3 separate regions of the Mus musculus genome follow, and all the other regions are linked to region 3. The links are chromatin loops, found by intact Hi-C in ENCODE. Cell type or tissue: left cerebral cortex. All regions are shown on one strand. Links, peaks and the distances in the headings refer to the core of each region. The heading gives the core; the rest is flanking DNA. Region 1 has its middle 62 kb from the start of Gm32512. Region 2 has its middle 75 kb from the start of Gm22593. Region 3 has its middle 45 kb from the start of Gm32512.

What was found. A loop is a pair of places that touch in the nucleus more often than their neighbours do. Peaks named below come from ENCODE experiments on the same cell type or tissue, not always from the same donor. Only the 100,000 strongest peaks of a DNase experiment are listed, where the experiment ranks them.
Region 1: a loop joins it to region 3, with 2.4 times the contacts of the local background. A loop is called at or near these places in 2 of 42 quality-filtered maps.
Region 2: a loop joins it to region 3, with 7 times the contacts of the local background. A loop is called at or near these places in 2 of 42 quality-filtered maps.

What each region holds. Positions count from the first base shown.
Region 1 is chr17:94,233,179-94,244,048 of GRCm38, forward strand. No RefSeq gene overlaps it. Among named protein-coding and RNA genes, the nearest start is that of Gm32512, 62 kb to the left of the region's middle. In left cerebral cortex, for the core only: no CTCF peak of the experiment used is centred there; a DNase peak (open chromatin) is centred at 6,330.
Region 2 is chr17:94,248,584-94,259,453 of GRCm38, forward strand. No RefSeq gene overlaps it. Among named protein-coding and RNA genes, the nearest start is that of Gm22593, 75 kb to the right of the region's middle. In left cerebral cortex, for the core only: no CTCF peak of the experiment used is centred there; DNase peaks (open chromatin) are centred at 6,411, 7,270 and 7,854; H3K27ac peaks cover 2,040 bases.
Region 3 is chr17:94,126,545-94,137,414 of GRCm38, forward strand. No RefSeq gene overlaps it. Among named protein-coding and RNA genes, the nearest start is that of Gm32512, 45 kb to the right of the region's middle. In left cerebral cortex, for the core only: no CTCF peak of the experiment used is centred there; DNase peaks (open chromatin) are centred at 6,015, 6,879 and 7,354; H3K27ac peaks cover 279 bases.

The DNA.
Region 1 (10,870 bases), core at 1,776-9,775, 110 kb after region 3:
AGCCTGCTCTCTTATAGAACCAAGACTAGCAGCCCAGAGATGGTTCCACCTACAAGGGGTCTTTCGCCCTTGATCACTAATTGAGAAAATGCCTTACAGTTGGATCTCATGGAGGCACTTCCCCAACTGAAGCTCCTTTCTTTGTGATAACAGCCTGTGCCAAGTTGACATACAAAACCAGCCAGTACAGATTTCTTTATTTATATTTCAAATACTATCCCAAAAGTTCCCTCTTCCCTAACCCTACTCACCCACTCCCACTTCTTGGCCCTGGAGTTCCCCTGTACTGGGGCATATAACGTTTGCAAGACCTAGGGGCCTCTCTTCCTAATGATGGCCCACGGGGCCATCTTCTGCAACATATGCAGCTAGAGACACGAGCTCTAGGGGTACTGGTTAGTTCATATTGTTGTTCCACCTATAGGGTTGCAGACCCCTTCAGCTCTTGAGTACTTTCTCTATATCCTCCATTGGGGGCCCTGTGTTCCATCCAATCAATGACTGTGAGCATCCATGTCTGTATTTGCCAGGCACTGGCATAGCCTCACACGATACAGCTATATCAGGGTCCTTTCAGCAAAATCTTGCTGGCATATGCAATAGTGTCTGGGTTTGGTGGCTGATTATGGGATGGATCTCCGGGTGGGGCAGTCTCTGGAAGGCCCATCCTTTCGTCTTAGCTCTAAACTTTGTCTCTGTAACTCCTTCCATGGGTATTTTGTTCCCTATTCTAAAGAGGAGTGAAGTATCCACACATTGGTCTTCCTTCTTTTTGATTTTCTTGTGTTTTGCAAATTGTATCTTGGGTATTCTAAGTTTCTGGGCTAATATCCACTTATCAATGAGTGAATAACAAGTGACTTCTTTTGTGATTGGGTTACCTCACTAAGGATGATATCCTCCAGATACATCCATTTGCCCAAGAATTTCATAAATTCATTGCTTTTAATAGCTGAGTAGTACTACATTGTGTAAGATTGGGTTTCTTATTCTTGACAGTCATCCTGGTGATCCTAATTATGTTCAAGTTGCATCTTCAGATGTGCCCTCCTAAGCTCGGCTGTACTGCCGTACTGAGACAGGAATCCATAGTTATTCTTGCTGCTTCCCAGTTCACCTATCATTCACTGACCTCTGACACTCACCACTTGCCTTCTGCTCACTGTAGCCACTTGGCTCTTCCTGGGTCCTGAAGTTGTTCTCACTAGAAAGAGTAATTTTCACAGCCACATTTTAAAGCTCCAGTCTCTGATAACATTGATTAAGAACCTTTGCAATCTGGCTGTGCCACGACCTAGAAATGTTCCATGGTTTAAGGGTCACCAGGCTGTGAAACTGTTGGAAGATGAAAAAATCAGAGTAGGGCCTATTAGAAGAAATTAAGTCACTGGGGCATTTCCTTGTAGTGCAGATTTGGACCAGAGTTCTACATCCTGCAGGACCATAAGATGCAAAAGTTTTCTTTCCCCTATGTTCCACTGTGATGGGCTTTACTAGTAAACGTCCAAAACAATGGGGCCCTGAAACTAAAACTGGAAGCTAAAGTAAACCTTCTTAGATTGGCTCCACTCAGGTATTTCATTACAGTGACAGCTGATAAATGTCAGCTCTTTTATTTTACATTAAACATTTTTTTTCTCTTCTAAGATTCATGCACAAAATCATACTGTTCCTAGAGCTGCTTCCCCTAAAAACTGCCACATATTGGGTGGCAAGACATGAACTGTTGGAATACATTGTGTGAGGGTGCACCTCTGTAAAGTCAGTTGTTAATTTTGTACCCACAGAGAGCTATATACTGGCAGGATCTTGCTATTGTTATTTCTATGGCCGGTCAACTCAAATTTTGTAAATATGTGCTCATCCTCACTTGCCTAGGGCAATCTAGAATTGTATCTGATTGGTTGTAATGAAGAGCTAATGACCAATAGCTGGGCAGGAAGTGGAGACAGCACTTCTGGGCAGAGAGAGAAATGCTGGGAGAAACGGCAGATATGAGAGATTCACCAGGGATCACAGAGGTGAATGGACAGACCATATCAGAGCAGAGAGTGAGAGCTGACCACATGGCAGGATTAGTTGGATTAGAGCAGCTGGGAGACTGCCTTGGCTAATAGACCTAAGCTAAAAAGTATTAAAAAGTTTCTGTGTCATTATGTATATAATTGGTGGGTCCAATGTCCCACACTAATAAATAATAGATACTGTTTTCTGCTAGTTCTTAAACTGCCTGAGTCCATGGTGTAACACAGGCTGGTTTCTGATGAGGTCTCTCCCCTCAACTTTTGGACAGGTCCTCCATGATGAGTGTGTGTGTGTGTGTGTGTGTGTGTGTGTGTGTGTGTGTGTGTGTGTAAGAAATTCCTAAGGTCTCTTCTTCTCTATATAGACTCTGGTACATAATCAGTTAGGATTCTATTATTTCTACATGATTTAGTGATAATTATTTCCTTAAAGGCCCATTTCTAAACACTTGTATATTGGAGGCTGGGGCTTCAAATATCTCCTGAAGGCACAGTTTAGTCAATAGCATGCCCAGACTAAGGAAAGCAAGTAGGTTCCCATTCCCTCAAAGAACCTATAAACTATTCTTAATCTAAACTCACATTTCCTCAGTTGTCTTTGTTTGGGGTGACTTAACTTCTCCTGAAACTTCTTGTTATTAATTTGATAAACAGATTGTTGATAAATTGGAGACAAGAGTCCTAATTCCCCATTTAATAAACTGGCCTCTGAAGCTTCCACTTCTATCCTCATACACACCCAGACATGCATGAATCAGCTTGGTATCCTGCCTGCCCCCACTTCTGCTTTCAAGTAGCAAACCTGAAATGAACAGCCAAGGTGATCATGACCTAGTATCATTTTTGTTCCTCAGTATTCCCCAGAAGCTAGAGAACACGAGAGTCTTAGAAAGAATCAGACACTGTCAATCACTAAGATTAGTAATGCAATGCCCAAGTACTGATTTATTATAAAAGAGCAACTTATGCTTTGGGGTGGTGAGACACATTAACTGCTAGGCCCTCTGTTAATAAGACACAGTTGTTTTTCTCAAATGACTATTTAGTTTAGCACTTAAATTAGAAATGTTCGGAGCCTAAGACAAAAAAAAAAAAAAAAAAGAGTAGCTTTCTATATGGATAAATTTGTGTCTGAGCCTATTAACTGAAGAGTTTAGAGTCTCATGTTAATGAGGGAAATGTAGATTTTTAAGCCCTAGAGTATAGTCAGGGTCATATACACGAGGAACTCTGCTCCCAGCTCATTACCTTGCTTTCACAAAGAGCAGTGCTAGCCAAAACTGTCAGGATGACGTCTACTGAAATGCTGGTGTCCAAGCTCTGCGTTCTACAGTGAGGATATAAATACAAAAAATAAATCAAACAACATGTCCCTAAAGTGTCTCCAGTCACATTTACCAAAATTACAGAAAAGCAAAGTCACACCATTAATGTGGCTCATCTTCTGCATGACAACATTGTTCTGGCATTTTGCAGTATTGCAAGTATTTTCATTTAACTATCTCATTTCATCTTCAAAGTAATCACTATAAGGAATTGTTATTAACTCTGATTGGCATATCAAAAACAAATCAACATGAAGAAGTAATAAATTATCCAAGGAAACATAGTAAGAACATAAACTTAGGTTGTCTTCCAAACCTCAAATGTATGTCACTAAATACAATATAAGGCCCAGAACAATGGCAGAGATAAAACATGGGCTGTGTAAGAGCTGATTTAATCCCTGGAATCCCTGGAAAAAACGAGATGCAAGTGTGTGTGTGTGTGTGTGTGTGTGTGTGTGTGTGTGTGTGTGTATGTAGGTATGTAACTCCAGCACTCCTCTATCAAAATGGGAGGTCTGGGGCCAGCTAACCTGAAGTACACTACAAGGTAGAAACATGAAAGAAACTGTTTCTCCAAGGTAAGGAGGGAACACATATTGGAAGCAACTTTGACTTCTGATGTACATGCCTACCACCACACTCATAAACACACATCAAAGAATGAATTACAAAATAGAGAAACTCTTGTCAAATTTATGCTCACACTGGTCTTCAATTTTTTAATTCTATCATTCAGTCTAATTACATTTTTCTTTATAATTTTATAAACACTAAAATGCCAATGTGAAAAATGTAGTTTCAGCCTCTAGTCATTTCAAAGATGAGAACCAGACACATTACACTGGCAATTAAGCAAAATCAAGTTTAATTACTTGTTTTATACTAATTGGTCTTCCTTAAAATAGCCACAAAAGTTGATTTTGGGGTTCTGAATGATATCGTTGAGTTTCATAACCAAAACAGCATTTGTGAAAATAAGGTGTTTTTTTAAAGCCTTCATTGTGCTAGCATGCAGAATTCAGCTCCAATAATTAATGTGTAGCTTGGCTAAGTGACATATAAAGAAACTTTTACTTTTTGTAAAACCCATACATGTCAAAAGTCTGCTGAAAGTCTAATGATGAGAGTTCTATACTTGCATAGCACTTCCCTTCTCATTCCACACAGCCAGGCTCTGCTTCTGAGGATTTCACAGGGATGTGATGGAAACTAATCCACAAGCACACACAGCTTGCTGACATGAATTTTGTCTAGTGTGCCTGGCTAGAGTCAGAAGAATGAAGTACAGGGGTTATCAAACTTGACAGGGTTGTAGAATCCCCTAGGAAGCTTTGAAAATTTAGATGTCAGGTTCTACCCAAGAATTTTCACTTTAGCTATTTTGGGGTCTCAGAAAGGTGCCCCCATGGATCAAAATGCAATGTAGCTGAACAGCTCGAAGACAACCAAGCATGATTCCACAGAAGCACAAAGTGAGAAAAGCAGAGGCTCACTTAGGGAAGAGCCAGGGCAGGGAGTTTAAGATGGGGATATTTTTGTAGACTATTTACCATCTCTTTACAATTAGCAACTCTCTGACAACAGTCTCCTTCCTTGCTCCTTTCTAACCCTGAGAAAGAAGCAGCAGCTGGATGCTGGAGGACAGACTCTAAGAGCCATAGGTGACAGCACAATGTTCATTGAATTCACATGAATAGGGTGGTTACTGCATCCATGAAGATGGAAGGCTACTCACTACCATGTTTACAATCTCACTCAGCTAACAACTGCAACCAACAACAGGAAAAGGCTTTCGGAGACATGAAGTCAGTATTGAAGATGTAGCAATCATTATATCTGCCAGTAGTGCCTTAGTTTTAGTCTCTTGATTCTTCCTTTACCAAGACATTACACCACAATAAACAAACGCTGGCCTTAAAATCATGTTTCCAGGTGGGAGAATTCCAGTGTTTTAAAGAATAGAAACTTTATACCTTTGTAATAGAATAAAACAAAAGAAAAATGGAAGTCCCCTCTCTACATTGTGGCAATTGCTGAGAATTCTCCCCTATACATCTTTTCAGGTAATTATTTCCTTGGCAGAAGCTGCTAGGGCAATTCCAAGACACCCTGTTAGCACATCTGCTGCCAATGGTGAGCTGTAGCAAGCAGCACATCTCCAGCAGCAGAAGAGTCCTGACTTTCTTCAAAGAACTCAAAGGAGCCACACTTCTAAGCAAGTACTAGGACAAAAAATTTATAGATATATTTAAATAGGAAACATTTTAGAACTCAATTCATTGGCTTCCAGTTCCAGAATATGCTTATTTGAAGTAACACGATTCTGCTCTACTTATATGATAGAGAAATGTTAGATTTTAAGAAAACAATAACAGCTAGTTGAAAAGTACAAAGAGACCTATGCCTACGAGAAAACAGCCTGCCTTCCTCTTGGGCTTGAAAGCCATCTTATAGAAAAGACAAGCTAGGTTTGTTCCTGTTTATACTTAAATCTCCATTTCTTCAGAATTGGGCTATGCCCTACTTGTAACATCAGGTACCAAGCTTGGCTCTGTACTGCCTGTTCTAAGACATGGCAAGCATGCCTTTGTTTCAAGGTGTTATAACAATCTTGTTATGACCACCTTGTACCCAGGTCGTATTTCAGGAGGCTGTTATGACCAAGTTGTTATGCTTATGCTCTGCTTCTATGATTCCCATTTGTATTCTTGCCAAATCCACCATTTTGAACTCTACTACTACTAAGCTATAAAACCTTATCTTCCCCAATGTCCAGGGCTGATCTCTGTAACACACATCAGGGGTGATGACTGCTAGAGCAGGAATATTCTACTGCACACAACAAAAAAGCTTGTTCCAATTTAGCCACTTGTGTTGGTGGTCTTTTATTCCTATCTGCTGGAATTAGCACCTAACTTCTCTTTCTCTGTCACAGCCTATAGTCCACACATCAGAGAGTACATCTGCTTGTACTCTCCTGCCACTTTCACAGCTACTGAACTTGTTAGTAGCTTCCATCTGGCTTCTGGATTATGTCAGTAATCTCCCATACTCTGTTACCTAGTCTTCTGATGTCAGCCTAGAGTCAAAGCAATCCTTCAGAACATAAGTCAGATAGATCATGCTGCTACCCTCTTCCAAGTATGTAATTAGCCCAAGTTCTTACGCTAGATCCAAAGCTCTCCCTTTGCCTTTTTGACCTTATATGAAAAACTCTATAGAGTAATTGTATTTAAAATAAGCCTGTTAAAGATGGAATATAAACTATAATTTGAAACTATTAAACATTTGGGGAAATTTTAAAAAGGAAGATTTACCATTTAAATTAAAGCAAAAAAAAATAGGAAAATAGTAGATATGACTTTAAAGGAATTGCAATGATAAAGTTTAGCAAGTCACTTGTAGGAAGAGTTTATGAATCTACTCCTAAATATAAATGGATAAGAGCTAACATCATAAAGCTCTTAGAATAAAACATAGGTGTAAATATTCATAGCCTTGGACTTGGTAATAAAGCTTCAAATATGACATCAAAGTGCAAGAAACAAGCAATAAGCACATGTACACTAGGAGAGAGACACACATGCACACATATGCACATACTGTGTGTTTCATCATAGTTTAAAACATCAAAAGGCACAGCATGGAAAAATTATATGCAAACCATATACTTGTTATTGTTGTATTCTACTCAGATGACATAATACACATAGAAAACCAACCCAATTAAAATTTGGCAAAAAAAAAAAAAAAAAAAAAAGACTTAAATAGACAATTTTAATGAGCATGTGAAAAGATACTTAAAACAATGAATTTTGGACAAATGCAAATCAAAACCAAATTAAGGTCCCATGCTATACCCACTAAGATGACATATATATACCAATTCTTGAGAACTCATGGTGGGAGAGCATTCAGAAGCAAAGAACAGTCCAGAGCTGACACAGGTAAGATGTGTTCAGAGACTCACAACATATACCAGAGACAACAGAAGTGGGGGATGAGTCAACCAGCCCTGCCTCAGCGTATGATGTTCAGGTATCAGAATAAGACAAGGTTGTCCTTTCCCCCAGTAGTGTTCGAAGTCTTAGCTAAAGCAATAAGACAAGAGAAAAAAAAAAAAAAACAAATAGGAAAGTGTCAATGTGTCTCTATTCTCAGATGACATGATTCTAAACATAAGGATCTACCAGAACACCCCTAGAGCTGATAAATACTTTCAGCAAAGGTTATAATATTAACAAACAAAACCCAGTAATCTTTGAATATACCAACAACAAACATAAGGAAATCAGGGAAACAGTCTCATTCACGACAGCCCCAAAACAAAACAAAATATCTTAGACTAAACTTAACTAAGGAAGTGAAATGCTGCTACAATGAATATTTCAAACTTCTAGAGAGATTGCAGATGACAGTAGAATACAGAAAGAAATCCAGCACCCAGGATGGGAATAATTAATATTAGGAAATATCTATCCTTCCAAATACAATATACAGATTTGATGAAAACCCAATCAAGGTCTCAAATCACTTCTTCACAGAAAAAGAAATTCACATGGAAATACAAAAGACCTCAAAGAGCCAAAAGCAATTCTGAAAAAAACAAGAAAACTGTTAGAACCTTGATTCTGAGTTATATTACAGAGCCATAGTAATAAAAAAAATGTGTAATGGGGAGAACGGTTATGAAATTCTCTCCTCTGAGCATGGCGTATCTATAGCACTCCTGAACTCTGCATGCTTAGGACCTTAATAAGACTGAGCCAGTTAACATTTAGTCACAGTCACAAGCTGCCAGGAGGAAGTTAATGACAGTGGAGAACTGCTGGAGGAAAGTCTGTCTTCAGTGCCATCATAACCACTGGAGAATTAGCCATGCTACTGTTGCTATTGATAGTTTCCTAACAATGCCCACTCAAGTGGCCCTGGGTAAGATCAATAGGTCACAAAGAAAAAAGACATGAAAAGCAGGCTGCAAACTTGATGAAAAGAAAGTAGGTGATACTGAAGTTTGGAAGGAAATGAGAATAGAAGGATGAGTTTAATCAGAGGATATTATTCTCATGTATCCAAAAATGCCAAAGAATAATTAATTTTAAAAACAAAATAAGTATTGACAAAGACATGGTATAGTTAGAACCTTCACTAATCAGAATGTACAACTCCAGTTGCTATGGGAAGAAGTCCATCTGTTTCTCATAAAGTACAACATAGAACTACCATGTTTCATTTCAGTGATATTCTCCTAGATATGTACCTGAAAGATTTTCAAATAGGTTCTTAAATGTGCATAATGAACTACTCACAGCAGCATACATTGCAAGAAGCAAACAGTGAAGACTCAAAGTCCATCAAGCAGATTTTTTTTATCAAGCAGATAAACAAAAGGTAATATATGTAATGTGTATAAACACTCACAATCACAGAAACGGGACTACTATTCTTCCATGGAGCTGAGAGTAATGTTGTATATACTACCATGTGAACTAACCTTAAAGATACTGTAATTAACAAAAGATAACATGTAAGATCTCACATATGGTATGGTCCATTAATTGAAAATATTCTGATTAGGCAAAATCATGGATACAGAAAGATGATGGGCATTTTTCCAGAGGCTGGGAAATTAAGAAAATAAGGAGTAACTCTTCAGTGTGCTTAGGGTTTTTCTGTGGGGATAATGAATATTAGTAGAATAAGGCAAGTGGTGGTTATATAGTTCTAAGTATGTACAGATTTAGATGCTCACAGCCAACCATCAGACTGAACATGAGGACCCCAATATAGATTCTGTTCTATGTGAGGCATTAAGAAAGCAACAACAAACAAGTAATGGTTTGTTCCACTATAAAATTCAGTCATTTGAATGAGAGATGAACATGTAAACAAATAAATGTTTTAATGTGAGAAGATAAATATAACAGAAATACATTAAAGATGTAGTCAATATGCAAAGGAAGACTAACCAGTTCTACCTAGGCTGTAGGAGTCCTAAAGGTCTTCAGCAAGGAAACTACAAGCAGTTTCTTTCCCAACAGAAATAATTTAATTCTAACTATGGCCTCACATCTTAGCACATTGACGGTTACAGTTATCTTAGCTGGGATCAGAAAACTGAACCATGGTATTTGCAGTCTGGCTCAGTCTCTGTGATTTTATACCTCTGTGTCTTAAAGGGACTTTCGTAAATAAACCTTCACAGAAGGTTGTGACTCTTATCGTCATATACAGCAAAATGACTTAATGTGAGAAAAGTAACTAGAGCCAGAAGTTGCTGAAAGAGGTCAGGGAAAGTCAGATTCAAGTTGATCCTTGAATTCTGTCACTCATCCCAGCTGTGTAAAGCAAGGTCAATTGCTCTGGCCTTTGAGAATCTCAGCCATCTCTATGACTATATCAGAAGGCTGCTTCTCATGCTGTGTGGACCCCCTACTTTCTAAAAGCTCCATCTACATAAAGCTCTTGGACACAGCTTTCTTTCTTTCATAAGTATTTAAGGAATTCTAACTATGAGTTCAAATTTTTCTACATGTATTATAACATGGTTTAGCAGTGTCTACAGGTCACTCTTTTTAAAGAGCCACACATCTGCCCAATAAGAAATCAGTTAATAGTTCATTGTGGTAAATTCTAATCCATAAACTGAATGTCTTAGGTTCTCAGGTAAGTAGTCTTTACATGTTCTGTGACCAATTTTACCAATAGCCATTGTGAAATATAGTCCATATTCTTTGTATGGATTGGCATTGGCATTGACGACAAAGCCAAATACCAGAAGAGGATAGTGTTACCATTTAGTTTATTATCTAGACCAGGATAGTTGCTTGTCTATATGCCAGAGGTTTTGCTTTTATTTAATACCTAGAAGACTAAATAACATATAGTTGCAAGATCAACATAAGCTTCTCAATGCAAGTGCTTTGGGAGTTAATCTCCTCTTGATAGAGAAACAGATTATTTCAGTCCTTGAAAAAACAATGGATCTTTAGAGTGCTGAAATTACCTAAATTTAAAATCAGTGAGATGTACACACAATATGAGTTCTACATGGTCTACTCAAAGATCAAGCTAAAGTGGTGGGGTTATTTCCAAGACTTTTCATTAGCATTGTTGCTTCTTAAATATATATATATATGACTCAGACTTAAAATTAATAATAGCATTTTCTTTTAGAAAAATACTTTATGTTAAAATTTTTGGTAATTCTGTAATTGAAAATATTGCCAAAAGTTATTAGAAGTCCAAAGCCTGGAGCTGAGGTAATGTTCATAGGAAGAGAATAATCACTGTGAATTTATACTTGGCTGAACATGGGTTGAACATACCAGCAGTGGGGCTTCATTTTATCCTGGAACATTCCACAGGAAGCTAGTGTGCTCAAACTTCAGATGTTCCACGGGGCTTTTCTTAGAATTTATTTTTATGGCTATGGTGGGCATTTATACCCACCCACATTGAAACTGTTCCAGACCTAAAATTCTTCTGACCATATTTTGGGGGGGTTCCATCATCCAT
Region 2 (10,870 bases), core at 1,579-9,578, 120 kb after region 3:
TATATAATAATTATAGTTTTAATTTTCTGAGGAACTGATTTCCCTAGTTGTTGCAGCATTTTCCCTGTCCAATCACATTAGGGCAGTGGGAGGCTAGTGATTGAACAGGAAAAGGGAGGCAGAGCAAGGAATTGAGGAGACAGAGAGGTCTCAGGAGGAGAGAGAACCAGAATGGAGGCTGACTTGGTGTTATCAAAACGTTAGAATAATTGGGTTAAAGCTTTATCATTATCATTTGGCTCTGAAATTACTGTGTTGGCATCTTGTAAATTGTGTTATTATTGATACATAAATCTGATTGGCTAATTAAGCATTAAGAGTCTTGATTCTATCCAGTAATTAGGTGTTAAGATGGATAACTAGGGGTGCATGGGCTTTGTGTAAAAGTGAGAGGAACTTAGGGCAGGGGCAGGGTGGGAGCCAATGGCCTCACAGGGCTAGGGAGTTGGCTGGGCTGAGAAAGCAAGAGGGTGTGATCACCTGGTACAGGGGCTAGCTCTAAAGAGTTGTTGGCAGCAGCTGGAGTGCTGGAGCATGGCCTGGCCCCACTGAGTGTTGGCAGGTTCATTTTTTAAAATATTTCCCAAAACACATAGTGGCTCCACTAATATATGTTCCCACTGGCATGATCCTCTACATTCTTTCTTTTTGTTTTTTTTTTTAAATATTTTCTTCATTTACATTTCAAATGCTTCCCTGAAAGTCCCTTATACCCTCCCCCCACCATGCTCCCCAACCCACCCACTCCCACATCCTGGCATTCCCCTGTACTGGGGCATATGATCTTATCAAAACCAAGGGCCTCTCCTCCCATTGATGGACTAAAAGGCCATCCTCTGCTACATATTCAACTAAAGACACAAGCTTTCGGGGGGGGGGGGAGGGTACTGGTTAGTTCATATTGTTGTTCCTCCTATCGGGTTACAGACCCCTTTAGCTTCTTGGGTACTTTCTCTAGCTCCTTCATTGGGGGCCCTGTGTTCCATCCAATAGATTACTTTGGGCATCCAATTCTGTATTTGGCAGGCACTGGCATAGCCTCACAAGACATAGCTATATCAGGGTCCTGTCAGCAAAATCTTGCTGGCATATGCAATAGTGTCTGGGTTTGGTGGTTGTTTATGGGATGGATCCCTGGGTAGGGCAGTCTCTGGATGATCCTTCCTTCTGTCTCAGCTCCAAACTTTGTCTCTGTAACTCCGTCCATGGGTATTTTGTTCTCCATTCTAAGAAGGAACAAAGTATCCACACTTTGGTCTTCCTTCTTCTTGAATTTCATGTTTTACAAGCCGCATCTTGCATATTCTAAACTTCTAGGATAATATCCACTTATCAGTGAGTGTATATCATGTGTGTTCTTTTGTGATTTGTTTACCTCACTCAGGATGATATCCTCCAGATCCATCCATTTGCCTAAGAATTTCATAAATTCATTGGTTTTAATAGTTGAGTAGTACTCCATTGTATAAATGAACCACTTTTTCTGTATCCATTCCTCTGTTGAGGGGTATCTGGGTTCTTTCCAGCTTCTGGCTATTATAAATAAGGCTACTATGAATATAGTGGAGCATGTGTCCTTCTTACTGGTTGGAACATTTTCTGGGTATATGCTCAGGAGAGGTATTGCTGGATCTTTCGGTAGTACTAAGTCCAATTGTCTGAGGAACCACCAGACTGATTTCCAGAGTGGTTGTACCAGCTTGCAATCCTACTAGCAATGGAAGAGTGTTCCTCTTTCTCCACATCCTCATCAGCATCTGCTGTCACCTGAATTTTTTATCTTAGCCATTCAGACTCCTTTGAGGTGGAATCTCAGGGCTGTTTTGATTTGCATTTCCCTGATGACTAAGGATGCTGAACATTTTTTTCAGGTGCTTCTCAGCCATTTGATATTCCTCACTTGAGGATTCTTTGTTTAGCTCTGTACCCCAATTTTTAATAGGTTTATTTGATTTTCTGGAGTCCATCTCCTTGAGTTCTTTATAAATATTGGATATTAGTCCCTTATCAGATTTAGGATTGGTAAAGATCCTTTCCCAATCTGTTGGTGGCCTTTTTGTCTTATTGACAGTATCTTCTGCCTTACAGAAGCTTTGCAATTTTATGAGGTCCCATTTGTCAATTATCAATCTTACAACACAAGCCATTGCTATTCTGTTCAGGAATTTTTCCCCTGTGCCCATAACGTTGAGGTTTTTCTCCACTTTCTTTTCTATAATTGTCAGTGTCTCTGGTTTTATATGGAGTTCCTTGATCCACTTAGACTTGAGCTTTGTACAAGGAGATAAGAATGGAATCAATTTGCATTCTTCTACATGATAACTGCCAGTTGTGCAAGCACCATTTGTTGAAAATGCTGTCTTTTGGGTATCCTAGGTTTGGGGCTAATATCCACTTATCAGTGAGTACATATTGTGTGAGTTCCTTTGTGAATGTGTTACCTCACTCAGGATGATGCCCTCCAGGTCCATCCATTTGGCTAGGAATTTCATAAATTCATTCTTTTTAATAGCTGAGTAGTACTCCAAAACCTAGGATACCCAAGATATAAGATACAATTTGCTAAACACATGAAACTCAAGAAGAATGAATACTGAAGTATGGACACTATGCCCCTCCTTAGAATTGGGAACAAAACACCCATGGAAGGAGTTACAGAGACAAAGTTTGGAGCTGAGACGAAAGGATGGACCATGTAGAGACTGCCATCCAGGGATCCACCCCATAATCAGCTTCCAAACGCTTACACCATTGCATACACTAGCAAGATTTTATCGAAAGGACCCAGATGTAGCTGTCTCTTGTGAGACCTAGCAAACACAGAAGTGGATGCTCACAGTCAGCTATTGGATGGATCACAGGGCTCCCAATGGAGGAGCTAGAGAAAGTACCCAAGGAGCTAAAGGGATCTGCAACCCTATAGGTGGAACAACATTATGAACTAACCAGTACCCCGGAGCTCTGGACTCTAGCTGCATATGTATCAAAAGATGGCCTAGTCGGCCATCACTGGAAAGAGAGGCCCATTGGACACGCAAACTGTATATGCCCCAGTACAGGGGAACGCCAGGGCCAAAAAAAATGGGAATGAGTGGGTAGGGAAGTGGGGGGGGGGGTTATGGGGGACTTTTGGGATAGCATTGGAAATGTAATTGAGGAAAATATGTAATAAAAAATATTAAAAAAAAAAAAGAAAATGCTGTCTTTTTTTCCACTGGATGGTTTTAGCTCCCTTGTCAAAGATCAAGTGACCATAAGTGTATGGATTCATTTCTGGGTCTTCAATTCTATTCCATTGACCTACCTGTCTGTCACTGTATCAGTACCATGCAGTTTTTATCAAAATTGCTCTGTAGTACAGCTTGAGGTAAGGCATGGTGATTTTGCCAGAGGTTTTTTTATTGTTTTAGCTATCCTAGGTTTTTTTGTTAGTCCAGATGAATTAACTAATTGCCCTTTCTCAGTGAAGAATTGAGTTGAAATTTTGATGGGGATTGCATTGAATCTGTAGATTGTTTTTGGCAAGATGGCCATTTTTACTCTATTAATCCTGACAATACATGATTATGGGAGATCTTTCCATCTTCTGAGATCTTCGATTTCTTTCTTCAGAGACTTGAAGTTCTTATCATACAGATCTTTCACTTCCTTAGTATGAGTCATACCAAGGCATTTTATGTTATTTGTGACTATTGCGGAAGGTGTTGTTTTCCTCATTTCTTTCTCAGCCTGTTTATCCTTTGTGTAGAGAAAGGCCACCGATTTGTTTGAGTTAATTTTATATCCAGTTACTTCACTGAAGCTGTTTATCAGGTTTAGGAGTTCTCTGGTGGAATTTTTAGGGTCACTTATATATAGTATCATATCATCTGAAAATAGTCATATTTTGACTTATTCCTTTCCAGTTTCTATCCCCTTGATCTCCTTTTGTTGTCTAATTGCTCTGGCTAAAACTATATTGAATAGGTACTATATTGAATAGGTAGGGGAAAGTGGGCAGCCTTGTCTAGTCCCTGATTTTAGTGAGATTGCTTCAAGTTTCTCTCCATTTATTCTAATTCCAATTCTCCTCAACCTATTTCACAAAATAGAAACAGAAGGCACTCTACCCAATTTATTCTATGAAGCCACAACTACCTGATCCACATACAGATCCAACAAAGAAAGAGAACTTCAGACCAATTTTTCTTATGAATATCGATGCAAAAAATACTCAATAAAATTCTTACAAACAGAATCCAAGAACACATCAAAATGGTCATCCATCATGATCAAGTAGGCTTCATCCCAGGGATGAAGGGATAGTTTAATATGCAGAAATCCATCAAAGTAATCCACTATATAAACAAACTCAAAGACAAAAACTACATGATCATCTCATTAGATGCTGAGAAAGCATTTGGCAAAATCCAACACTCATTCATGATAAAAGTCTTGGAAACATTAGGAATTCAAGGCCCATACCTAAGCATAATAAAAGCAATATACAGCAAACCAGTAGCCTAAGATCCTCTACATTCTTAACAGCATTTGTGTCTGCTGGTAGACATTCTGACTGGGATAAGGTTTCTACTTTAGGAATCTCAAGTATAGGTTGATAGTTAAAGACTAGTAGTACTTAGTCTTTGAAAACTGCCCAACTCATCATTCATTTGTTAGATTATTTGTTAGATTATTATAGACTTGAGTGTTCAACATCTTTAGTACTTTATATATTCTGAATATTAACCCTTTGTCAGTTGCATAGCTGGTCAATATTTTTCCCACTCTGTAGGCTATCTCTTCCCTATAATGGATTTTGTCAGCCCAGATAAAAACATTTTAATTTGGTGTGGTTCTAATTTGATGACCTTTTCTGAGATATTCCTTAATTCCCTTGAATCAAAATTCTACTCTTCCATTTAAACATTTGTGAAGAAATGGTCATTTTACCTATACTCCTTAAAACTTCACCAAACAACTTGCTCTTCAGAATAGGTCTGTCTAGTTTTGTTTGCATAACACTCATTATAGACAGGCAAAACTCTTTTACAAAAACTCTAAAAACAGTACTTTGAATCACTTCCTTTATGACAAGCTGTTATGGGCAAACCATCTTCCTTCATGGTCCTTCACCCTACTCCTATACTTAACTTTATATGCACTTAAAGAAATTCACTTTTTACAAGTTGCCTTCCAAATCAGCCATTAAATGTAAATGGTAGTGTTTGCATCACAAGAGATAAAAATATTGTCACCATTTAATAAATGAGCTGTCAATATTTCAAAATTAGCATACTAACTCAGTTAAAAGAACTAGGGGACAAATGCAAGATTCCACCCACTGTTTGAGATACAAGGTAGCTGCTTGTTATAAACACATACTCAAGTCAGAACACCTATGAATACATTGTAGCTCTGCCACATACTGACTTCTGGCATCATTCAAACTACCTCACATCTCTGTGTCTCTGTTTACTCACCTGTGAAGTCTGGAAAAGATGATGGAAGGAACAAATGAACTAGATCAAGTAACTTAGCCCCTAGTAGCAGTTAATATAAGTTATCATTTAATTTATTACTAGCCAAAAGCCATAAATTTAATGGATTAAAAATATCCACAGTGCATTGATTTATAATAGTTTATATTACAAATACAATTGCAAGCTTCATTAAAAATACTACTTTTATTTTTATTTTGGAAAATAGCAACTATAAGTCAATTTAAAGTATAGGGTTATATTGAAGCTGCTTCAACTACATTCCAACATTAACCATGAAAAATAAAAGTCCCAAAAGCTACCAGTAACTTAAAGTACTTATGAAAATATATGCAGCTATCTTACAATTTCAGCATTTTCTTATAAAATATTTGCATTGGAGATTAAATTAAACATAAAATAACTGGAAGAGATTATTTGAGGTTGCTGAGTTATTCATCAATGGCAGAATACTTGGCTGGCCTGTAACCCTCCAATAAATATATTCTGGTGTGAGCATATAAATTAATATGGTTTAAGTCGCCTTTTGGAAAATCAGTTTCATGATCAACTGAATGAATGGCATTTGTTTGAAAAACTTATCAGGCCACAAAATATGTAAGATATGTAGTGGTATGTCTCATGATCTACACTTCATGGCTGATGTCATAATATCAGAGAGAGATAATATAATTAGAAAAATGCTAACCTAATTTATTAGGCAAAAATAACCCCAGCACTTTGACTATCCCATCTCCAAATCTGCTCAGCTTTTCTTGCTTCAAAAATATTGAAGTAGCTACTTATGCTCAGTAGAAGTGATTCTTCACTTTATTTCAGACTAAGGCTAAAGTGTTGGTTTTATGTGCCAACTTTTAGAAACAATTCTAAAATTTACATCATGAGATCTGTGCCCACAGAGTATTGCTGAGATCTCCTGAGGGAAGTGAATACCCACCCACGCCAGATGGAGACTGAATCCCTCTTTCTCTCTGAAACACCTACCAAATATACTTGTGTCTGTACTAACTTCAGCCTCCTCAATTGATTTAGAAGCTAATTTCTCAGTGACATCACTTTTTATGCTTGTCCATTCATTAAATCACTTCAAACCATTATGTCATCCAGACGTAACACTTCTGGAAGCTGAATGGCGTAATTGCACACAAAACAGACAGCAAATCCTTGCTTGTCACCATTTTTTCATTGAACAGTGTATTTCCTCTAAATCAAAAATTTAAAATCTCTTGAGGGAGGTGTATAATGTCTGCTCAGTTTTTATTGTTTTCTCTTTCGTAAAAATATTTTTTATTTATTTATATTTCAAATGTTGTCTCCCACCCGAGCCCCACTCCATGAATTCCCCATCCAATCCTCCTTCCCTTTTCCCTCTAAGAGGGTGCTCCCCTACCTTTCCATTCACTCCCACCTCATCCCTCTCGCATCCCTCTTCTCTGGGGCATCACACCTCCACAGGGCCAAATGCATCCTCTCCCATTGAGGCCAGATAAGGCATTCCTCTGCTACTTATGTAGCAGGAGTCACAGACCCACACATGTATGCTTGTTGGTTCGTTAGTCTTGGGAGCTCTAAGGGCTCCATTTAGTTGATACTGTTGTTCTTCCTGTGGGGTTGCAATCTCCTTCAGCTCCTTCAGTCCTTCCCCTAACCCTTCCACTGGGGTCCCCAGGCTCAGCCCAATGGTTGGCTGTGAGTATCTGTATCTGTCTTAGTCAGGTTCTGGCAGAGCTTCTCAGTACAGCTAAGCCAGGCTCCTGTCTGCAAGCACATCTTGTCATCAGCAATAGTGTCCAGGTTTGGTGTCTGTGGGTGGGATGGATCCCAACATGGAACATTCTCCAGATGGTCTTTCCTTCAGTCTCTGCTCCAATTTTTGTCCCTACATTTCATTTAGAGAACAGTTCTGGGTTAAAAATTGTGAGATGGATAGGTAGCCCCATCCTTCAACTGGAGGCCATGTCTATCTATAGGAGGTGGTCTCTTCTGGTTCTATCTACCTGATACTGGGCATTTTAGCTAATGTCATCTCCATTGGGTCCTAGGAGCTGCTTGCATCCCTGGTGACTGAGATTTTTTAGTGGTTCCTCACGTTCCCCACCACACACTGCTGCATAGTTTTATTTATTCTTCTAGACCTCTGGACTTTTCTCCTATCTCCCACCATACCTGATCCTGCCCCCTTTTTTTCTCCTCCCACTCCCCTTTCCCACCCAAGACTCTCTCTCCATCTGCCTCCCATGATTATTTTGTTCGACATTTTAACTAGGATATAAGCATCCACAATTTGGCCCTTCTTATTATTAAGCTTCATATGGTCTGTGGAATTGTATCATAGGTATTCTGAGATTTTTTTTTCTTAATATTCACTTATCAGTGAGTACATACCATGTATGTCACTATGGGTCTGGGCTACTTCACTCGGGATGATATTTTCTAGTTCCATCCATTTGCCTAAAAAATTTATGAAGTCATCATTTTTAAAAGCTAAGTAGTATTCCATTGTATATGCATTTCCTGTATCCATTCTTGTGTTGAGGGACATCTGGGTTGTTTCCAGGTTCTGCCTATTATAAATAAGGCTGCTATGAACATAGTGGGGCATGTGTCCTTATTACATGTTGTAGCACCTTTTGGGTACATACTCAGGAGTGGTATAGCTGGGTATTCAGGTAGAACTACCAATTTTCTGAGGAACTGCTAGATTGACTTCCAAAGTGGTTGTACCAGCTTGCAATCACATCAGCAATGGAGGAGTGTTCCTCTTTTTCCATATCCTGCCAGCATCTGCTGTTACCCAAGTGTTTGATATTAGCTATTCTGATTGGTGTAAGGTGGAATCATAGAGTTGTTTTGATTTATATTCCACTGATGATCAAGGATGTTGAACATATCTTTAGGTGTTTCTGGGACATTCAAGATTCTTCAGTTGATAATTCTATGTTTAGCCCTGTATTCCCCCTTTTTAAATTGGATTATTTGGTTTTCTAGAGTTTAACTTCTTGATTTCTTTGTATATTTTAGATATTAACACTCTATTGGATGTAGGGCTATATAGATCTTTTCCGAATCTATAGGTTGCCATTTTGTCCTATTGATAGTACACTTTACCTTACAGAAGCTTTTCAGTTTTATGAGGTTCTATTTGTCAAATGTTGATCTTAGAGCCTGAGTCATTGATATTCTGTTGAGGAAATTTTTCCCTGTGGCAATGTGTTCAAGGATATTTCGCACTATCTCTTCTGTAACATTCAGTGTATCTGGTTTTATGTGAAGGTCCTTGATCTACTTGGGCTTGAGCTTTGTACAAGGAGATAAAAATTGATCAATTTGCATTCTTCTACATGCAGATCACCAGTTAGACCATCACCATTTGTTGAAGATGCTTTTTCCACCGTATGTTTTTGAATTCTTTATTAAATATCAAGTCCCAAAAGGGTGTGAGTTTATTTCTGGGTCTTCAATTCATTCCATTGATGTACCTATCTGTCTCTGTATCAATACTATATGGTTTTATCACTATTGCTATATAGTACAGCTTGAGGTCAAGAACAGTGATTTCCCCCCAGAATCTCTTTTACTTTTGGAAATTGCTTTTGCTATCCTGTTTTTTTGTTTGGTTGGGTTTTTTTGTTGTTGTTGTTGCTGTTTTTGTTTCTTGTTTGTTTGTTTGTTTGTTTTGTGATTCCATGTAAACTTTAGAATTGCTCTTTCTATCTCTGTGAAGAATTGTGTTGGCATTTTGATGTTGATATCACTGAATGTCTAGATTGTTTCTGGTAAGATGCCCATTTTTCCTATGTTAATCCTACCAATCCATGAGCATGGGAGAGCTTTACATCTTCTGAGGTCTTCTATTTCTTTCCTTGAAGTTCTTGCCATACAGATCTTCCACTTGCTTGGTTAGTTATTTTTTTTTTTATTATTATTTGTGCCTATTGTGAAGGATGTTGTTTCCCTAATTTCTTTCTCAGCACATTTATCCTTTGTATAGAGGAAGGCTACTGATTTTGAGTTAATTTTATATCAAGCTACTTTGCTGAAGTTGTTTATCAGCTTTGGTGTCACTTATGTATAAAATCATATCTGCAAATCATGATACCTGGATTTCTTCCTTTTCAATTTGTATCCCTATTACCTCCTTTTGTTGTTTAATTACTCTTGCTAGAACTTCAAGTACTATAATGAGTAAATAGGGAGAGAATGTCGAGCCTTATCTTGTCCCTGATTTTAGTGAGATTGCTTCAAGTTTCCATTTAATTTGATGTTGGCTATTGGTTTGCTGTGTTTTGCTTTTATTTATGTTTAGGTATGTGCCTTGAATTCCTGATTTCTCCAAGACTTTTAACATAAAGGTGTGTTATACTGTGTCAAAGGCTTTTTCAGCATCTAATGAGATGATTATGTGATTCTTTTCTTTGAGTTTGTATATATGGTGGGTTACATTAATGGATTTTTGTATATTGAGCCATCCCTACATCCCTGGGATGAAACCTACTTGATCACGGTAAATGATCATTTTGATAAATTTTTGGATTCAGTTTGTGAGAATTTTATTGAGTATTTTTGCATATATATTCATAACTGAAATTGGTTTGAAGTATTTTGTTGGGTATTTCTATGGTTTAGGTATCAGTGTAACTATGGCTTCATAGAATGAATTAGGTAGTGATCCTTCTGTTTCTATTTTGTGGAATAGTTTGAGGAGTATTAGCATTAGGTCTCTTTTGAAGGTCTGATAGAGTTCTGCACTAAAACCATCTGACCCTGGGTTTATTTTGGTTTGGAGACTTTCAATGACTGCTTCTATTTCCTTCGGGGTTATGGACTGTTTAGATAGTTTACCTGATCTCGATTTAAGTTTGGTATGTTAGGTATCTTTCTAGAAAATCATCCATTTCATCTAGATTTTCTAATTTTCTTAAGTCTATGCTTTTGTAGTAAGATATGATTTTTTAAAAAATTTCCTCTGTTTCTCTCATTATGTTTCCCTTTTCATTTCTGATTTTGTTACTATCTCTGTGCCCATTAGTTAGTTTGGCTAAGGGTTTAATCTATCTTGTTGATTTTCTAGAAGAACCAGCTCTTAGTTTTGTTGATTCTTTGTATAGTTCTCATTGTTTCTAATAGGTTGATTTCAGCTCTGAGTTTGATTATTTCCTGCCATCTATTCCTCTTGGGTATGTTTGCCTCTTTTTGTTTTAGAGCTTTCAGATGCGCTGTTAAGTTGCTAGTGTAGGATCTCTCCAATTTCTTCATGAAGGCACTTAATGCTATGAATTTTCCAATTAGCACTGCTTTCATTGTGTCCCATAAGTTCAGGTATGCTGTGTCTTCATTTTCATTAAATTCTAGAAAGTCTTTATTTTCTTTCTTTATTTCTTCCCTGACCA
Region 3 (10,870 bases), core at 1,577-9,576:
AACCTCAGCCAGGAATTAACCTCCTTGATACTCTGTTGGTTTTCATCTGTTTTTCTAGCTCATTATATTTATGTGTAGCAGAATATCATTTTACACATCACAGATATATCATTTTTATAAGAAAGTTTATCTGCAATGCCATTTCGAATGGTACAGCTTCCATCAACCCAGGTTACTAAGGAAATATGTCGAGCCCCCAACTAGCCCATGATGGACATGTGTGAGAAGCAAATCCATCACATTTGACTCTGATCCTTGTTAAAATTGGAGAAACCACTGTCTGAAACTTCTTCTTACTGCTCCTGTTCATTCTTATTGGTAAATAAAGATGCCAGCAGCCAATAGCTTGAGAGAAGAGACATAGGTGGGGTTTAGGTTTCTCAGGGGAGAAACCACAAAGAAGAAGAGAGAGACAGAGCAACCATGGAATAGAAAATCTAGAAGAGTCGCCATGACCTCTGCGCCAAGAGAACATGGCCCAGAGGGTGCCTGGTTGGAACTAAGAGCAGCCCAGATGAAGCATAGTAAGTAATAACTTGAGTTATCAATGGAAAAGTAGATTCTAAGAGCATGAGGCTAGGCAGTTGCCTAGCTATTGTGTTGCTTAAGACACACTAAAATATCAAAGCTGTGTGAGTGTCTTTCATGCGGAAACATGACTAGTTTATGGAAGGAAGGAACCCAGGCACCAGATAATTTTTAAGTACTTTGCAACACCTTTTCAAGTTTCTTTTTAATTAGGTATTTTCCTCATTTACATTTCCAATGCTATCCCAAAAGTCCCCCATACGCTCCCCCCACTCCCCTACCCACCCACTCCCACTTTTTGGCCCTGGTGTTCCCCTGTACTGGGGCATATAAAGTGTGCAAGTCCAATGGGCCTCTCTTTCCAGTGATGGCCAACTAAGCCATCTTTTGATACATATGCAGCTAGAGTCAAGAGCTCGGGGGTACTGGTTAGTTCATAATGTTGTTCCACCTATAGGGTTGCAGATCTCTTTAGCTCCTTGGATACTTTCTCTAGCTCCTCCATTGGGGGCCCAGTGATCCATCCAAGGATTGCTTGACTGTGAGCATCAAGTTTATATTATAAGACCAGAGAGATGGCTCAGCACGTAAGTGTATTTTCCATACAACCCTGCAGTGGAGCCTTCCAACCCATGTACGGGATCCAGATGTGCTGCCTTACCTCTGTAACAGCAGTCTTAACACTTGTTAAGGACATGGAAGGTAATGATGGGAGAATCTGACAAATCTCACATACATAGCAATGCAGTGACAGAAGCAATAAGAGAAGTAGGACAGGAGGAGAGGGCTGACTTCCACCTTTGTACATCTGTACTTATTCATACTCAAACCACAAGTTATTGAATTAACCAAATTTAATCTTAAAGTTTATATGACAGCTTCATATTGTTTTCATCAAAGCTGTCTTTTTATGATTGTGATTCTAGAACAAATCAGAGTTGTCGGTCACATCCCAGCTAGTTTGCACCAAGAGACTGTCTTTTTTCTACGAACATGCTGCCAGGCTGTGTTGGGAAGCAGCATCAATTTCTCTACTTAACATAATAACATGCAAGGTAAGACACCCCCCAAATTGCTCTGTATTTATTTTAGTGTCTGTCCTAGAAATAGTAACAGTTACCAATGTCCTTAGTTCTATTTTGTCTTTATCTATCAATCAATCAATCTATCTATCTATCTATCTATCTATCTATCTATCTATCTATCTATCTATCATCTATCTATCTAATCTATCTATCTCTTCATTTATTCATTTATTATGTGAGTGGGGCACAAAGAACTCAGGTAAAAGGAGAGGTTATGGGAGTTTTTTTTTCCTACCAGCTGAGATATGGTGATAGAACTCAGAGCCAGTGAAAAATAACCATTTCACATTAATTTCACTGCACTATTTTTAAGTTTAGTATTACTTTAGTTGCTTTTAAGATTTTCCTTTTTACTTAAATATTTATGTCTTGGGAATTTCATACATGAATAATGTATTTACATTGTTTCCAGTCCTCTCTCCCTGTCCAATTCCTCCCATGTCTTCCAACTCCCTCTAAAATCTATGGCCTCTTCTTTAATAACTGTTGTTACACAAGCATACATATACATGTACAACCTACTGATACCATTTAGTGTTTTTCATATGGACATGTAATTGGAGTTGATGACTTTGAAATAGAGAGTTACCAAGGAGCTCATCTGGTAAATTCTCCTCTCTTAGAAACTCATTCCACCACATCTGGGTTGTTATGTCAACTGGTGATGCCTAGACAAACTGGTAATATATTGACAACCACAATGCTGAGATTTTATAGGGACAGCTATCCGGTTTAGAAGGCTTTACCTAGTAGAAGGTACCCTTGGTCCTCTGATCCTTAGAATCTTTTCATCCATCTTCCATGATTTTCCCTGAGACTGAGGAGTAGGGTTTGCATTGTATATGTATCAATTTTTTTTGGGGGGGGGAACCACCTGGTCACTTATTCTGTATATTTTGACCAGTTGTGGATCTCAGTGGTAGTTTCAATCTATAGCAACTCCTCAAATGTATATGTCAAGAGGTGATAGCTGCACTTATCTCTGTGTACACATATGTAACAATAAGGAAGATGTGGTCATGGATTTGAAAAGTGAGACAAAGACGAGAGAATTTCATGTGTGAAAGTCTCAAAAAATTAATTAAAGCCCTCTTTTAAAATGTGGTTATCAAAACAAACAAAAATAATCAAAGAAAAGACACTAGAAACACAGACTCAGAGATGGACATGCTCTCTCATATACAGCGATCCAAAAAATTACAAGAACAGCCAGGCATGGTGGTACATGCCTTTAATCCCAGCACTGGGGAGGCAGAGGCAGGCGGATTTCTGAGTTCGAGGCCAGCCTGTTCTACAAAGTGAGTTCCAGGACAACCAGGACTATACAGAGAAACCCCGTCTCAAAAAAACAAAAAACAAAATACAAAAAAATTACAAGAACAGTTTATCTTAGTTGATTTATTAGTTCTTGTTTTATCTTTCTTTATTATTTTATGATTATTTTTAGATGTTTCTTTGTTTTTTTAACGAGAGACAGAAGGCGTTGGATCTAGATGTGAGAGGAAGAGAAGGACTCAGAAGATTTGGTGATTAGTAAACTATAGTCAGATTTTTATGAAAAAAAAAGAGAGAAAAAGAATAAAAGGAGAGAGGAGGAAGTTTCACAAATATCAACCTCTCTCTGCAAGTGGATTTCACTTCTCTAAGGGTCTATGTATGGAATGATGTTATCCTAAGTATTCTCAAAGGGTATCAAATACATGTTTTCTCTTTGTTTGTCTTTTCAGATTAAACAGACAAGCTTGTAATAAACATAAAATTCAAACAAAATATTGGCATTTAAAATAATGAAATCAGAGCAGTAAAATATCAATCAAGTGATAAAATTTGCACTATACTATGGAAATAGTGGAGGACCTCCTTTTCCTCTCTGGTGGGTTATTCTCAATATATAAACCTTTAAAACAGTTGCTGCCATATAATATCAAATGTCTTCCATGCTGTTAAATGAGCTGATTTACAGATATGTTGTTGATATGGGAATCCTGAAGTATTTTTGAGAGAAATGGAGCCTTTCTCAGATGTTAGGCAGCTTAACCAAGGGTATTCCAGATAACCGGATGGCCACCAAATCTACCCAAGCCAGTGGCTTTCATGTCCTTGCTTTGCAACTTGAAAGAATAAAGACTGTGGACCATCACAACACAGAGAGAGAGAGAGAGAGAGAGAGAGAGAGAGAGAGAGAGAGACAGAGAGACAGAGAGACAGAGACAGAGACAGAGAGACAGAGACAGACAGAGACAGACAGAGACAGAGACAGAGACAGAGACAGAGACAGAGACAGAGAAAAAGGCACAGAGATAGAAGGGGAAACAGAGACAAGAGGAAGAGATCTAGGCTACATGGAGTAGCAAATGGGACATTTTAGTAGACCTATAGCAGAAGTGGTGGTGAGACACAGATCTGAGGATGAGCTGCTCAGTCAGGATGTCCAGCTGCCATCCACAACTCTAGCAGAGGTGTTTTTTAGGAAAGGAAATAACAGTAAAATGGTAAATAGAACTGTCTTCAGGCATGGCTAGCATCCAGTAAAAAACATTCTCAGGATTGTTACAAGAGGTTCCTGCCCCATGTGACCAGTTTCTATCTCCCACAGATTTTAATAGCATAGATTCAGACATCTGGGAAAATCAGAAATCATTTTGGGAATTTGGTCATTTTTCTCAAAAACTCTACTAAACCCATATTTAATAATAACTAAATTCATTTTAAGAATCATCTCTGCATTCTTCCCTTTCTTCTTTTCAGAAACAAACTGATTTTCGTTAAGTTGTAAGAATCCATGTCTCAAAAGTATAAGATAAAAAGAAAAAGAAGCATTTAGATCATTTTGCAAAAGCATCACTTTTTTCCTACTTACTATATATTTTAAGAGGAAACTGGGTTTGAATCCATTTTCCGTAGATTTTATACATTGTAACTTAGTAAATACAATTATATTCTCCTATTAGTGTATTTTAGGGCCCACCATTTTAAGTTTATACCAAGCACTCTAAATTTTATAGAGATCTTGAGCATAGAAAGCTAGAAAACACTAAAGAACAAAACATAATCTAAGTAGAAACTGTCCTGGTATTTTAATTATTTTATTCAAAAAATCTATTTCTTTATTGTTATCAATCATTGTTGTTCCGTTTTTTTTCTCTTTTCCATTCATTTGTTTATTCACTTTACATCCTGGTTGCTTGCCCCCCACCCCTCCCAAGTCAACACCTCAGATGACTCCTCCCTCTGCACTACTTACCTTTACCTCTGAGAATGGGGAAATTCTCCCTCTGCCCATCATCCTATCCTGGTACCTCAAGCTACCCCAGGACTAGGCAACTCCTCTTCCTTTGAGGTCAGCAAGATAGCCTTTGAGGAAACAGGATCCACAGGCAGTCAACAGAGTCAGAATAAGCCCATGCTCCAGTTGTTGGAGGACCTGCATGAAGACCAAGCTGCACATCTGCTACATATGTGTGGGAAGGCCTAGTTTCAGCCTATGTATGCTCTTTGGTTGGTGGTTCCATCTCTGAAAGCACCCAAGGGTCCAGGTTAACTGACTCTGTTAATCTCCCTGTGGAATCCCTATCCTCTTTAGGTTGCTCAATCCTCCCTTCAACTCTTCCTTAAGACTCCCTGCACTCAGTCTAATGTTTGGCTATGGGTCTCTGCAATTGTTTCCATCAGCTACTGGGTAGAGGCTCTCAGAGTACAGTTATGCTAGGTTCCTGTCTGTAAATCCAGGATGACAGATATAAACATAGCCTGAGGATCCAAGGAAGTTGAAGGAGGAAGGTAGGCCTGCAATGTATCCCTCTGAGGAGAGCTCAGCACATTCTCCCCCAAATTGGCAGGGTTGCTACTACATTCATTTATGTCCATATCACACAGAATATGTGTGTACAGGCTAGCCGTGACTAATATAGTTGTCGACAGTGTCTTCACATGTTGCCTTACTATGACAAGGCTTTGACCAACAAAGAAGCTCAAAGTCTCCCAGGGTGTCCCTGTGAATCCATTGCCCATGCAGTCATGGTAATAATTGTTTCTGCCAACCACATAGACCTCCATGTATATGTGGCTGAACTTTACATTTCATCAAAGTTTAGTTCCCAGTAGTTTCCAGGAACATAATCACAGAAGCAAGCCCCAAGAGTTATCAATCATTTTTAAAACTTATTAGTAAATCTGAATTCTCTCTTACTTCATGAATTAGTGTTAAATGAATCATTGACAAAAGGAACAAAGATCTCCCCACCCCACACCTTCGTGATTTCAGAGACCTAAGTTCCCATGACTCACTGTCCTAAAGAGATGCTGAAGACCTGAAGAGGTTCTCACTGTACAGCCAGTTTGTACATGTGCAAGGCCAGAGTCCTTGAGCAGTCCAGCTTGGTACTCTAGTCTACAGTCAAATTTATATAAGCAAGCAGTGTGTTTAATTCATCTCAGGCTTTACGTCAAGTGTGTGATCTCTTTTCTCTTACTTCATCTATGAAACTAGTTATTATCAGGAATGAATGTCATATGGTTTTGAGGCAGGGTTTCATTATATTGCCCTGGCTAGCCTGGAACCCTTTGGATCTGCTTTCCTCTGCTTCCAGAGTGCTGAGATTTCAGGGATTCATCATTAGGCATGGCCTCTAAAATACTTGTAAGATGACTATGATTAAACAGAAATATGCATTTAAAATAATTTAGATAATTCTTTTAAACATGTTATACAACATGTTCTAAACAAAGATTCTGCATTGAATGACTGTTAGCCATAGGAAACCTTATATATAAAATATATAAGTTAAAATTACTCCAACAAATCAAGAACTAAATTTTAACTTTACAAATTACTTCTACTCTCCCATGAAGTGATACAGCTCTGTTCCTTTTTTTATTGTTTTTGTTTTTGTTCTTGTTGTTCCTTTTCATTATTGTACTATATGAACTAGTTTTGAATGGTAATTTTCTTTTTTACTGAATACTTTGTTGTAATTATGTCTACCTCCATTGTCCTCCCTGTTTTCCATGAAAGGATGATCTTACTGGCATAAGAGATTATTTTTTCAACATTAACATTCTTGACAAATTTATATGAATGGTTATTTTCATATATAAGGTTTCTCTCAAAGACATAATGTATTTCTGAGAGAGGCAGTCTGTAGCTCTCTGCTTATGCTTCCTTCACTGATGATCTCATTTCATCTGGGGCTTTTAATGCCAAATACATGCCAATAATGCCCAAATTTAGATCAGCAGCCAAATAGCTCTCCTGCAAGTACCACACTTTCCTATCCAACTACCTACTCAAATCTCTATTTAGTTTTCTAAAAAAATCTCAACCAAGTGTGTTTCAGGCTCTGATTTGTCACTGTTCAGGCTACTATGTTTCCTAACTGGAAGCCATCTCTTCCTTGTGGGCTATTTTCAACAAAGTAACAGGAGTGATCCTTCTCCAATGCCAGCCAATCTATAACACTCTTTTTCTCTCTAAACTTTGCAATGGATCCTAATTTCATTTAGCCTAGGAGCCAAACTCCTTGTGAAGGCCAACATTGCTGACCCTAGGTGTCTAAATTCCCACTTTTCTGACACCTCACTTTTTTTCTTAAACCTATAGTCCTTCTTAATTCCACATATTCAATCTGCTTATAGCTCTTCCTGTAATTTACCAAGCAATTCCCTCCTTAGGACTGCTAATTGCTCAAACATCCATGTGATACCCTTTCCTCTTCAAGCCTGTGATTATAGATGATTTCCTAAATTAAGTTTTTTTTTCTAAAATTCCATTTAAAACTGCAATATCTGGGGCAGTCAAGTTGGCTCAGACTTAGAGGGGAGTGCTGTGCAAGCCCGTTAGCTTGAGCTTAATCCCTGGAGTACATCTAAAGTTTGAAGGAAAGAAATGACACCACAAAGTTGTTCACTGATCTTGAAATATGTGATAAATGCACACATCATATACACCCAAACACACATGCACAGTAAACAACATCTTAAAAACTGTAATTCCTTAACTCTATTATTGAGGTCTAATTGTTTGCCACAGCACCAATGTTTACACATTCATAATTACTGTTTATTATTCATCCATCCATCCTATTAGAAACTCTAGTGATACACACCAAGTGTCTACAACAGCATGTGACTAATGGGGACACACATCATGGTTTGTTAAAAGGAGTCAGTGGCATTTTATATTAAGAAAGTATTCTTTAGAATGAAAAACTTATTCATATAATAGTAGGGCTGAAAGAATAATATTTTATGGTCCCTGAAAACCATAGCTTTCATAGTTTTCATTAGCTATGTTAAATGTTCTTGTTTCACTATAGTCTCAGTAGAAATGGATTTGTATCCCGTCTTTAAAAAAAAAAAAAGTCACCTATGAATTGAACCAGTAAGAAACAGAACTACTTGTGGTAAGCATATATAGTGTATGTAGTAAGCATAAATTAAATGGGCATCAAATAATTTAATAGATTATTCTATATATTCAGGAGAGAGGTACTGAATAATAATACTTTAAAAAATCATCAACTAGCCCTTCCGCTCGACTCGAGCCCCGGGCTACCTGCCAGCAGAGTCTTGCCCAACACCCGCAAGGGCCCACACGGGACTCCCCACAGGACCCTAAGACCTCTGGTGAGTGGAACACAGCGCCTGCCCCAATCCAATCGCGCGGAACCTGAGACTGCGGTACATAGGGAAGCAGGCTACCCGGGCTTGATCTGGGGCACAAACCCCTTCCACTCCACTCGAGCCCCGGGCTACCTGCCAGCAGAGTCTTGCCCAACACGCGCAAGGGCCCACACAGGATTCCACACAAGATCCTAAGACCTCTAGTGAGTGGAACACAACTTCTGCCAGGAGTCTGGTTCGAACACCAGATATCTGGGTACCTGCCCTGCAAGAAGAGAGCTTGCCTGCAGAGAATACTCTGCCCACTGAAACCAAGGAGAGTGCTACCCTCCAGGTCTGCTTATAGAGGCTAACAGAGTCACCTGAAGAACAAGCTCTTAACAGTGACAACTAAAACAGCTAGCTTCAGAGATTACCAGATGGCGAAAGGCAAACGTAAGAATCCTACTAACAGAAATCAAGACCACTCACCATCATCAGAACGCAGCACTCCCACCCCACCTAGTCCTGGGCACCCCAACACAACCGAAAATCTAGACCCAGATTTAAAAACATTTCTCATGATGATGATAGAGGACATCAAGAAGGACTTTCATAAGTCACTTAAAGAATTACAGGAGAGCACTGCTAAAGAGTTACAGGCCCTTAAAGAAAAGCAGGAAAACACAGCCAAACAGGTAGAAATCATTAAAGAAAAACAGGAAAACACATCCAAACAGGTGATGGAAATGAACAAAACCATACTAGAACTAAAAGGGGAAGTAGACACAATAAAGAAAACCCAAAGCGAGGCAACGCTGGAGATAGAAACCCTAGGAAAGAGATCTGGAACCATAGATGCGAGCATCAGCAACAGAATACAAGAAATGGAAGAGAGAATCTCAGGTGCAGAAGATTCCATAGAGAACATCGACACAACAGTCAAAGAAAATACAAAATGCAAAAGGATCCTAACTCAAAACATCCAGGTAATGCAGGACACAATGAGAAGACCAAACCTACGGATAATAGGAATTGATAAGAATGAAGATTTTCAACTTAAAGGGCCAGCTAATATCTTCAACAAAATAATAGAAGAAAACTTCCCAAACATAAAAAAAGAGATGCCCATGATCATACAAGAAGCCTACAGAACTCCAAATAGACTGGACCAGAAAAGAAATTCCTCCCAACACATAATAATCAGAACAACAAATGCACTAAATAAAGATAGAATATTAAAAGCAGTAAGGGAGAAAGGTCAAGTAACATATAAAGGAAGGCCTATCAGAATTACACCAGACTTTTCACCAGAGACTATGAAAGCCAGAAGAGCCTGGACAGATGTTATACAGACACTAAGAGAACACAAATGCCAGCCCAGGCTACTATACCTGGCCAAACTCTCAATTACCATAGATGGAGAAACCAAAGTATTCCACGACAAAAACAAATTCACACAATATCTTTCCACGAATCCAGCCCTTCAAAGGATAATAACAGAAAAGAAGCAATACAAGGACGGAAATCACCCCCTAGAACAAACAAGAAAGTAATCCCTCAACAAACCAAAAAGAAGACAGCCACAAGAACAGAATGCCAACTCTAACAACAAAAATAAAAGGAAGCAACAATTACTTTTCCTTAATATCTCTTAATATCAATGGACTCAATTCCCCAATAAAAAGACATAGACTAACAGACTGGCTACACAAACAGGACCCAACATTCTGCTGCTTACAGGAAACCCATCTCAGGGAAAAAGACAGACACTACCTCAGAGTAAAAGGCTGGAAAACAATTTTCCAAGCAAATGGACTGAAGAAACAAGCTGGAGTAGCCATTTTAATATCGGATAAAATCGACTTCCAACCCAAAGTTATCAAAAAAGACAAGGAGGGACACTTCATACTCATCAAAGGTAAAATCCTCCAAGAGGAACTCTCAATTCTGAATATCTACGCACCAAATGCAAGGGCAGCCACATTCATTAGAGACACTTTAGTAAAGCTCAAAGCATACATTGCACCTCACACAATAATAGTGGGATACTTCAACACACCACTTTCTTCAAAGGACAGATCGTGGAAACAGAAACTAAACAGGGACACAGTGAAACTAACAGAAGTTATGAAACAAATGGACCTGACTGATATCTACAGAACATTTTATCCTAAAACAAAAGGATATACCTTCTTCTCAGCACCTCACGGGACCTTCTCCAAAAATGACCATATAATTGGTCACAAAACAGGCCTCAATAGATACAAAAATATTGAAATTGTCCCATGTATCCTATCAGACCACCATGGCCTAAGACTGATCTTCAATAACAACATAAATAATGGAAAGCCAACATTCACGTGGAAACTGAATAACACTCTTCTCAATGATACCTTGGTCAAGGAAGGAATAAAGAAAGAAATTAAAGACTTTTTAGAGTTTAATGAAAATGAAGCCACAACGTACCCAAACCTATGGGACACAATGAAAGCATTTCTAAGAGGGAAACTCATAGCTCTGAGTGCCTCCAAGAAGAAACGGGAGAGAGCACATACTAGCAGCTTGACAACACATCTAAAAGCCCTAGAAAAAAAGGAAGCAAATTCACCCAAGAGGAGTAGACGGCAGGAAATGATCAAACTCAGGGGTGAAAT